Linked DNA regions of Mus musculus: region 1 is linked to region 2. The links are chromatin contacts, found by Hi-C or POLR2A ChIA-PET in ENCODE. All regions are on one chromosome and are shown on one strand. Each heading gives the region's core, a stretch centred on a gene start or an enhancer-like site at or near the end of the contact. The rest is flanking DNA. Distances are from core to core; before and after follow the strand shown. Region 1 overlaps Ccdc88c (coiled-coil domain containing 88C). Region 2 has its middle 3.3 kb from the start of Gm10433.

Region 1 (4,862 bases), core at 1,292-3,791, 820 kb before region 2:
TCTGGAGCTAAGTCTGTTCCCTTTTGTCTTGAGAGAATGGAAGGAGGGTGGGTTTTGTCACGTTCTCCCCTCAACCGGGTTCTCCTGGCCATTAGCTAGCTAGCCTAGGGGCCTCTGCCCGGCCTTCTTTAACTGGAACTAGTGTGATCCCAGTGCAGGTGTGTGACTTGGGAGCCTTGGCTTTATCTGGCCCCACCTCGTACTTCTGTGGGGTCAGGATGAAAGTCACTTCTCAGGCTGAGAGGAACCAGGACCGTGTGTGTGCTTTGGTTTTGGCCTTCTGTTTTCTATGGCTTCCGTCGTAATGAGAGAAGGCCCAGGCATACCTGCCACTCATCCTCCTGCTGCCTCAGCACCTTTGAGTGGTTCTGTCTGGCTGTGGCTGTGGCCCCTCCCTGGGAAGGCAATCTCTGGCTTCCAGGGGACAGCTGAGGGCTATTAATATCCGGGGAACTCCTTTTGATGGATCCCGAGGGAAGGGCTCACAGCTTGCTCCCCCAGTGTGCTTCTGAGTCATGGCCCACTGTTGGAACAGATCTGTCTTTATTTGGTGGAAGCGGCATGTGTTTGAGGGTTTCCATCCTTTTTTAGTCATTTTTAGTGTTCCGCATAAGCTGACAGCCTGCCATGTGCCGCCTTTCTTGTTTGTTTATCGGTTTGGGCTCCTACTGTGAACTGTTGAGCTAAGCAGCAGGCGCAGTTCCTCTCTGCTCTCACCTTTCGCTTGCTCTGCTTCTCCACTTCACACAGGAGGGCTAAGCTCAGCCACCATCCAGAGCTCTAGCCAGGCATATGCATAGCTTAAGACACACCTGAGCTCAGGCCAGGGTCAGTGTGAGGGCATTAGAGAGTGAACTATAGCAACCCAGAGCTACAGGGCCCAGCTCAGCCCTCTCTGTATAGGTAAGAGTTGTCTAAGACCACATATATGAGTTAATAATTCAGCCAGGGATAGGGTTGTAGCTCAGTGATAAAATGCTTACCTCATGGATTTGAAGGCCAGTGTTGGATTCCCGGCAACACACATGCATGCAAAGTGGAAGAGCAGAGCTTATCTGTGCGGCTCCACGTAACGGGGTCGACAGAAGTCTGGCTGTACGGCCTACGTTATGTGGAACTCCCTTGAATACCCCGTTTCTCACCCACTTCCTGTCTGAAAACAGTTGGGCTATTAACCCCTGTTCCTTAGTGTTTCTAAGGCTGTAGTAGTTGTTTATCAGTCTATTGTTAGAGCTGGGAGGGGTGATAGGTGTGTAGCTTATGGTTAGGTTGCTTTCATAGAGTGAGCGCAGGCTTCAGTCTATAGCACTCTCCAGTCAGACAGGACAGATGCCGCTAGCACACGCCTATAATCCCAGCCTTCGGGAGGTGAGGCAGGAGGTCCAGGAGTTCAAGGTCATCATTAACCACATGCAGACCTATCCCAAAAACTAAAAACACAAGCTTGGGAAGGGGCTTCAGTGACCCAGTGGGGTAGTACTCACCTCCAGCTTCTCTGAAGGATGCTTGGGAACAACGCCATTTCCCAGTGAGAGATCAGACAGTTCTCATGATCTAGGATACCAGCATTGCTTGAGACTTGCATCTAAATGGTTCTCTTTAAGAAGATTTTGGTAACTGGAATCTTCTAAGCCGCTCCTGTTTAGCACACAGGACACAGGACAACACCGCAATGGGCCACATGTGGCTTTCTTTGGTCCACCTCTTAGAGACCTGGAGACAGCATCGGCTGAGTCTAGACTTCATATCTCAACTCCAGTCCCTCAGGTTCCTTCCTTCCTTGCCTTGTTTCCTTTCCAGGCATCAGCCTGGACTCTTCCTGAAGCCGCATAAGTCCCTGTGGAAAGTCCCTAAGGTGGCTGCTGCTTAGCTTTGGTTTCTGTGGACATTCAGCCTAAGGAAGGCCAATGTGGCTTTGTTGCCTGGAGCCTCTATCAAGGCAGACTCTACGGTGTGCATCTGACTAGAAATGTGGGGCTCTAGGAAGAACTTTGGGGGTTGTAGCCCTCAGTGCCTTTCTGGGTTCAGTTATCTCTTATTATATAGTTCAGAGTAGGTTCTGCAGAGGCCATCTGACCTGAGCTAGTCCCTGGGGGATGGCGCTACAGCTTCAGGCATCCGCTGGGCCGGTCTGCAGGACTTGGTGAGCTGCACCCTGACTGGAGATGGAACATGTGGAGGTGTTAAAGCTGGAGCTGTGCACCTTCAAACCTGCTTTAAGCTGGGTGACAGACAGTTCCCTGGGAGCTTGCCTTAGGTGAGCACGCTCCGGGCTTGGATGCCATCTGGTGTAACCATGCTCAGTTCTAAGCCTCAACCAAGGGAGGTGGTTCCGAAGCGTCAGGGTCTAATTGGGTCTTTTCTGTGTTAGGCATTTTCAGAGCATCACCCTCTGCTTTGCCCCAGATAACTCTCCTCTGCCCTGATCCCTACTCATCCCTGCTGGTTGATTCTCCAATCTCCCCTCTGTAGAGTACTTGCCATGCCCCCAGCCAGCCAAGAGGTCCTGACTCAGAGCCTGAGCTGACAGACAGTAACACAGCACAGCCAAGAAATCCCTGCCAGCCGCGTGGAGTCGATGCCGTCCAGCAGCTCGTTCCACAGAGGAGCTGACGTTGCTTTGCAGATTTGACTCTGTGTTCAGACCCCGCCATTCACATCCTTTCTCCAGCAACCTTGTCATTCCTTTTGCTAAGGATGCGTAGGTCAGTCTAGTTAAAACACTTAGGATGCTATCCCTTAGTGCATATAGCAGTCACCACTGCTTCTGTTGATCTGAGGATGCTCAGAGGCGGTGCAGACATGGAGTTCTGGCTGCCATAGTTGACTTCAATTCTTGAGATAGGTGTAGACTGACAGCAGAGCCCTGGGGCAGTCCCAGGCATGAAGAGGAAGTATGCTGGCCCATAGAGAATGGGTGAGGTTTCCCTCCCACTTAAACAGTTGCATTGTGGGGAAAGTCCGAAATGTGTTAGTAACAAAACAACTGTGGAGGTTTGAGTGATAAATGTCACACATAGTTTTAGATAGACATTTGGTGCCTGGTGCCCGGTTGATGGTGCTGTTTGGGAAGGTTTAGGAGGCATGTCCTTCCTGGAGGAAGTCACTGGGGTCAGGCTTTGAAAACTTAGACTCAGGCCATTTCTAGTTGGCTCTCTCTGCTCCGTGTTTGTGGCTCACTATATGAGAGCCCCTAGCTGCCTGCTGCAGCCAATACACTTGCTGCCTGCTGCCATGCTGCCTGCTGCCTGCTGCCTGCTGACCTTGATAGACTCGTATCACTCTGAGAGCTGTGTTGGACATGGTGTCTTAGCACAGCAACAGAAGAGTAACACGCACACACAGCAGAGACAGAGAAAAAGAGATTGGCCCTTAGAAAGAGGCCTCTAGAGCATGGCCACAGAACAGTATGATGATTGAGCTGTGTGTACCTCAAAGTTGTGTGTGTGTGTGTGTGTGTGTGTGTGTGTGTGTGTGTATGCGCGGGCACACACGCATGCCTGTGGTTGTACATGCTGCCTCATTGGTTCAGACATGGATTAGCTTTTTAATTATAGCTTTGTCATACGAGAAACAAAGAGAGTAAGGCCAGTCATCGAAGAGCCCATTAAAAATTATGAAGCAGATGGCTTGGGTATTGTCCTCATTTCTCACTGATGAGAAATGAGGCCCTGGAGTGTGGAGAGGCTTGCCCTGGGCCATACCCAGAGAGGGGTGGGGGGGGGGAGGGAGGGAGGGAGGGAGTGTGTGTGTGTGTGTGTGTGTGTGTGTGTGTGTGTGTGTGTGTGAGAGTCAGAGTCTCACTGTGATGTCCTGGCTGACCTGGAACTCACAGAGGTCTATCTGCCTCCCAAGTGCTGGGACTAAAGAAAGGCCTGCACCATCTTGTATGGCCTGAATATCTGCATCGATTTCAGAACTCTGCCCTTCATTTTTCTCTGCACCATTTGGCTTCTGAAATAAAATTCCTGTGGTGACTTCTCTTAGAGGTGGAGATGTGCTGTAGGGAATAGTTCGTTCTCAGGACAGAATGAACTATCCATGCAGTAGGAGCAGAGTGTGGAAAGATAAGCTTGTAACCCTAGCACTTGGGCTGCAGGAAGATGGAGAATTCCAAGCTAGCCTTGTTTATGTAGTAAGACCCAGGAAGGTATAGCAGCCTCAGCGAGAAAGGGAAAGGGGTCTTACTACAGAGCTTGGGCTGGCCTGGAATTCTCCATCTTCCGGGTGGCTCTGCCACACTGTTGGAACTGGCAGGAATATGCATCATAGTCCTGATGCAGTGGAGGGAAGTGGAACCTAGGAGTTTATGTTGAAGTCACTCCCGGGTCAGGAGAACTGTGAATCTGGTAGGACATGAGAAAGCTCCCTGATGCCCTTTTTCTGGTTGCGAGCCGTGATTGGTGGACTCTAGGGAAGCTGCTAGCCTATGGAGTTTACATCCCACCTGCATTTCTAATAGTTTGGGTCCTACACCCCTGAGGACCCAGACTTCAAAGCAAGACCAGCCTGGGGTGCTATGTTATGTGAAAAGAAGTGTTAATGCGTTAATGCAGGTCCTTAGTGTGGTGCATTAAGAGGCACCTGGAGATCTGTGAGGCCAAGGCGGGGAGTAGGGAATATTGCATTAAATAACAGGAAAGGATGAAGTCTGTCATCTTCGGAAGATAGGAATTGTATTATGCTTTGATACTGAGTGGCTGGGGACCTAAGTGCCACCCCTCTCTATGGGCTTGAGGGACAGATTTAAGAGACTGCTGCCTAAGGAATGAAGCGAGTGAGGACCTCAAGACCAGAGTCCAGCATCTGGCTCTTTAGCCCCACCATGGCATGCCCAGTTCACCAGTTAGCCCTGTGTGATG
Region 2 (5,056 bases), core at 1,641-4,140:
ATAGCGCCCTAATAAAGCTGCTTGGTTTGCGTCCTGGGCTGGGCACCCGGGACAGGATTCGATTCCGTCTCTACCAGCAGAAAGGAGACTCGCTGTTTGGGCATCTTGCTCGAGCTGCAGGGTCCTTCTGGAAAGCTCGCCCGAATACGTCATTTTTTGCTCACGCTGTGCACGATCCCGCGGGCTCCTAATGCGTTTTGTTTTATTTTAACTGTGCTCCAAACGGCCGCGCTGGAAACTATTTCTCTGCTCCAGAGATAGGGGCAAAACAGTTCGCCCCACAGGCGTGCTACGAGAATTGGATTTTGGTTGTATCAACTTATTTGCCTTTTTAAAGCAAATGTTTTGTGTGTGCATCCGGTTTTCATCCTTCTCTGATGCCCACTCCCGCTACAAAAGAGAATGTAATTATCCAATAAAAGTCGTACTTCAGGACTTAGCCTCTTTTCTGTGGTGAAAGAATGAAAAAAAAAAAAAGTTCCCTGGTTGGATTAGAATTCTGGAAAACGGAAAAGAGGTCAGGGTTGTTTTAGTTCAGTGCGTGGTGATATCTTGGTTTTATTTGAGGTGCGTAGGTGCGCATTCGGTGGATCCTGGATATCCAAAGGTGAATTTTGGAACGCCTTGGTTGTGGGTGTTGCCATGGCTACTGGGAGAGGGGAGGCAGTGAATTGTTAAGACCAATAAAAGCTGACAGGGCCTGGCCTCTCTGTTGCCTGAATTCTTTAAATTGACTGCCCTGGTTTGTGTATCCAGGTTTTCTCCATTCCTGTACCCCTGCAAGATTCCTGGATTGATCAACATCTACTTACATGGGTGTGTCAATTTGTCTTTGACTAACAAGAGTACACACACTAAGTGTAGATTTTTCCGATTAGATAATGCATCTAGAAGCAGTTTTTTCTTTCTTTCTTTTTTTTTTTTTTTTACTACAAGCCACACACTCTGATTTGCAAGTTATTGCTATTCTTAATCTAACTAGTTTTGAACAACTGTTGACTTGCATACCTTTTAAGAATATGTAAACCATCACCTTAACTGAGTGCCTATCAAGACAATGCCAGAGTGCGCTGAGCTCATGGACGTTGCAAAAGAAAGAAACTTGGAGCTTTGCATAATCTCTACATAGCAACAACCACTCATATCGCTAACAGACAGTATTTCAGCGTTTGGCAGCCGGTGCTAGGAGTTTTCACTTGCTTCGAGAAATAAAGCCGAGAAGTCTTCAGGGGCTGGATTCCTTCAGTGGTTTTGTGATAAATTTATCTCACACAGTTCTGAGGATTGCATGATCTGTGAATGTGTCAAGACTGCAAACTGTAGAACCATGGATACAAGGTCAGGCAATTGCTAAGTACTTAACCTGTACTCTCTGACCGTAAGAGAGGAAGACTGTCCATCCACAGATTGACTCATATCTAAAAGAAACCTTAAACAATACTTTTAAGGTTTATTTGTGTGTGTGTGTGTGAGTGTTTTGTTTGCATGTCTGCCTATGCACCGTGTGTGTGCCTGGTGTCCTTGGAGGCCAGAAGAGGGCTCCAGATCGCCTAGATCTGAAGTTTCAGACAGTCATGGGCTGCAGTTTAGGTGCTGGGAATCAAACTGGAGCCTCTGGAAGCAGACCAGTTAAAAGCAAGTGTTCTTAACCCACACGCCATCTCTCTAGCCCTGACACTGCTTTTCTTAATGTAAGTATGTTTAGGATAGTCTTATACAGAGTTGGTATGATGGGCTCATAAGGCAATTATTACAATGTCAAACTTTCCTAGTTTTACCATTGGTTGTGTCTGATAAAGCCCACCCTCTGTCCTAGGTAAACCAGACAACGAATCTCCTTTGAACTGTTTCTAATGCCTTAAGATGAATAGAAAACATCCAATGCCTTAAGATGGGAGGATGAAGGGCTGGAGAGATGGCTCAGTGGTTAAGAGCACTGACTGCTCTTCCAGAGGTCCTGAGTTCAATTCTCAACAACCACATGGTGGCTCACAACCACAGCAATGGGATCTGATGCCCTCTTCTGGTGAGTCTGAGGACAGTGACTGTGTACTCACATACATAAAATAAATAAAACCTTTATTTAAAAAAAAAAAAAAAGAAAGAAAGAAAGGATGAACAGAGTGAAAACAAAGACAGAGTGGTTTGGGTTCCTTTCTGGAGTTTGATGGGCACGAGGAAATAAATGCATTTCTAGAGTCAAACGTAACTTCTGTCTGCTGGTTTTCTTTCTCAGTCCCTGCACATAGTTTTGGGCTTTAAGGTTCTTAAATTTTTTTTTCCTGTTAAATTGCTATTTTTAGTCTATTTAAGATAAGGCTTTGCTATATAGCTTATGCTGCGTGAAAGTTTCTGTATAAGAAAACCTACAGAACTAATACTTCTATATTAGTGGCTTGGAATTCTTCTGAGTGGCTGGGATTATGGGTATGGGCTTTATGCCCGACTCTTGTAGTCATTTCAGAATCCTGCTTTCATAGATTGGCCTACTACACCTCTCATGCTGGTGGGCTTTGCTGCTGGAGTCACAATTCATGCAGGCAGCATTTAGAGTTCGGTAAAAGGCAAAGCGCATTTTCTGTCCTAGTTCGTGGAGCCTCTGAATTTTCTCCATGGAGTCCAGGTTAAGGACAATTCACTCTCCGCTTCTCCATTGCCGTTCTGGCTCCACTTTTGTCCCCTTCTGTTTTCTGACCTCTCCAGCCTTCAGTTCAACAAGCCACCACTGCTTTCTGTATTACACGCCTGTCTGGTTTTGCTGTAATCTTGCTTAGTCTACAGCAGATTGTCATGGGTTTAGTGCTTTTTTAGGAAGGGCAGACGTTTATTTCTCACGGTTCTGTGGCTGAGAAGTGCATCATCAAGGCAACATCAGACTGGAGTCTGGCGGAGGCTCCTCCCGCTAATACAGTGCCTTTCTGTTTCATCCTCATAGGGTGTGAGGTCAAAGGCCAGAGGGACACCGATGCTCTGCTTCATGTGGCAGAGGAGATGAAAGGCCCAGGCAGCTCTGACGCCTCTTTTATAAGGAAGTTGAACCCACTCACCAGGGCACAGCCCTCATGACTAATCACTTCCCTTTTTTATGGTATAAGTTCCAGCATAACTTTGGAAGGGACACACAGTCACGTTTTGGCACATTCCCATCCCTGGTTCTATCTCATGCCCTTGGTTTAATCTGTAGCCCAGATAATCAACCACATCTACCTGGATCATTGCCCTGCCCAAACAGGGCAGGCTCATGAATTCAAATGTGAGATCAGCTCACATCAACACTCCCCTGACCCCACCCACTGGCTCCCTTAACACTTATTTCACGTCTCCTGTTCCCACATTCTACGTCTATTATGGGTAGCCAATTACTCATTCATTCAGTGAATATTTGTGATACACCTATCAGGAGTGTGGCTCTGGACTGGAGACCAAGGGCATGAGAAGCATAACGTGCCTGGACCTTGGTTTTTAACGGACTCTTACTAGTTGGAAGAAAACTAAACGGAAGTGGCACATTTTTTGCAAGGTGGGAGACAATGGTCACCACTTCAGGTGTCTAGAAGGAGGATTCATTCTGTTGGATCACGGCCTCGTGGCACTGGAGGTGGCTTCGAGGATCAATACAGATGTCCCCGAGGAAGGCATTCTACAGGGAGGGAAGACTGGAAATGTAGGTGAAGAGGCTGGAAAGAACAGTGTCAGGGAAGGGGAGGAAGGGGAGTTTGTAATAAGGGCCCATCAGACAAGACAAGGCTGTGCTAGCATTGTTAAGGTATGTAGTGTGAGCCTGTGTGAGTAGACAGCCCTGCACTCCTGTGCTCCTTTGAAAATTTTGAGAAATGACAGACAAACTCTAAGGTACTACTGTGGAGCATGCCCAGTGAACTGCACAGACAAAGCCCCCTACATAACCCTACCTGTTCTGGAACTCACCGCATAGACCAGGATGGCCTCAAACTCTGAGAGACCTGCCTGCTTCTGCTTCCCAAGTGCATGCTGGGAGTAAAGGTGTGCACCACCATGCCCTGTTTCTGTACGGTTACTTCCATTGTCTCACTGACTGCTCACTGGACTGAGCTTGCTCCTTGTCACAAGGAAGGGGCTTTAGGCTTGAGAGGACAAGCGACTGGCTGAGGTTCACCCCTGGCCACAGACCTTGCCTTACTAATGTCTGTGAGGAGTTGGTCTGGGAGTTGCTGATGGGAACTCAGAGATGTGGATGAGGGGGGTGGGGGAGAGCTGTATTACTAAACTCAGTGTTTGAAAGTCTTAAGTTCTGGGAGCTGGAGAGATGGCTCAGAGGTTAAGGTCCTGAGTTCAATTCCCAGCAACCACATGGTAGCTCATAACCATCTGGAGTGAGATCTGGCGCCCTCTTCTGGTGCACAGGCAGAGCATTGGATACATAATAAATCAATTTTTTTTAAAGTCTTAAATTCTAGACTTATTTGTTTCAAAATTCATGAAATATTTGTGAATTCTTTTAAGAACCAAGGCACTTAAGTGAGATCTTTTTCATAAAATGTTTTTTTATAAAATTTAGTACTGTCTGTTTCAAAGTCGGCTTATTACCTTGAGAGATTAATTTTATGAAGAGACTAAGTATCGAGTTCTTTATCAGGGAGTTTCTTTGTATTCCTCCCCTCCTGCATTTGCTGAATTTTGCTGTAGAAAGGCTGATAAGGAGGAACATGGTCCTCCAGGTCTTCCTGTGTAAATAAGTCGTGATTTTCTGTGAAATGTGTGTGCTAACGGGCACAGAGAAAGAATGGAAGCTATCATTTTGGAATTATTTTCTAATTTTCTAAAATAATTTGCAATGGGGGCCAGAGAGGTGGCTCAATGGGCAAAAGCACTGTACTACCCTAATAGCCTGTGGAACCTACAATGGGATTAAGGCCTGTCTCCCTCAAGTTGTCCTCTGACCTCCACACATGTGAAACACACACACACACACTTGTGCACCAAATAGACACATGTTAAAACAAAACAAAACAAAACAAAACATCGTATACAGCCAATTGTATTGGCATTTGCCAGTAATCCAGTGCTCTGAGGCTGA

Evidence for each region. Hi-C counts contacts between places; a loop is a spot of excess contacts on that map. ChIA-PET counts read pairs that join two places held with the same protein, here RNA polymerase II (POLR2A).
Region 1: a loop to region 2 is called in a map of regulatory T cell, with 7 times the contacts of the local background. The contact joins two enhancer-like sites. A Hi-C loop is called at or near these places in 1 of 37 maps with a recorded cell type or tissue (regulatory T cell). POLR2A ChIA-PET finds 5 or more read pairs at or near these places in 1 of 5 experiments (embryonic stem cell).

The regions. Positions count from the first base shown.
Region 1 is chr12:101,003,894-101,008,755 of GRCm38, reverse strand. All of the region lies in intron 3 of Ccdc88c (coiled-coil domain containing 88C), which reads left to right. All of the region lies in intron 4 of Gm36756 (predicted gene, 36756), which reads right to left. Among named protein-coding and RNA genes, the nearest start is that of Mir1190, 15 kb to the left of the region's middle. Within about 2 kb of position 2,541, at least 1 of the 3 ENCODE cell types and tissues checked has a DNase peak (open chromatin) inside an H3K27ac peak, as active enhancers do.
Region 2 is chr12:100,182,183-100,187,238 of GRCm38, reverse strand. No RefSeq gene overlaps it. Among named protein-coding and RNA genes, the nearest start is that of Gm10433, 3.3 kb to the left of the region's middle. Within about 2 kb of position 2,890, at least 1 of the 3 ENCODE cell types and tissues checked has a DNase peak (open chromatin) inside an H3K27ac peak, as active enhancers do.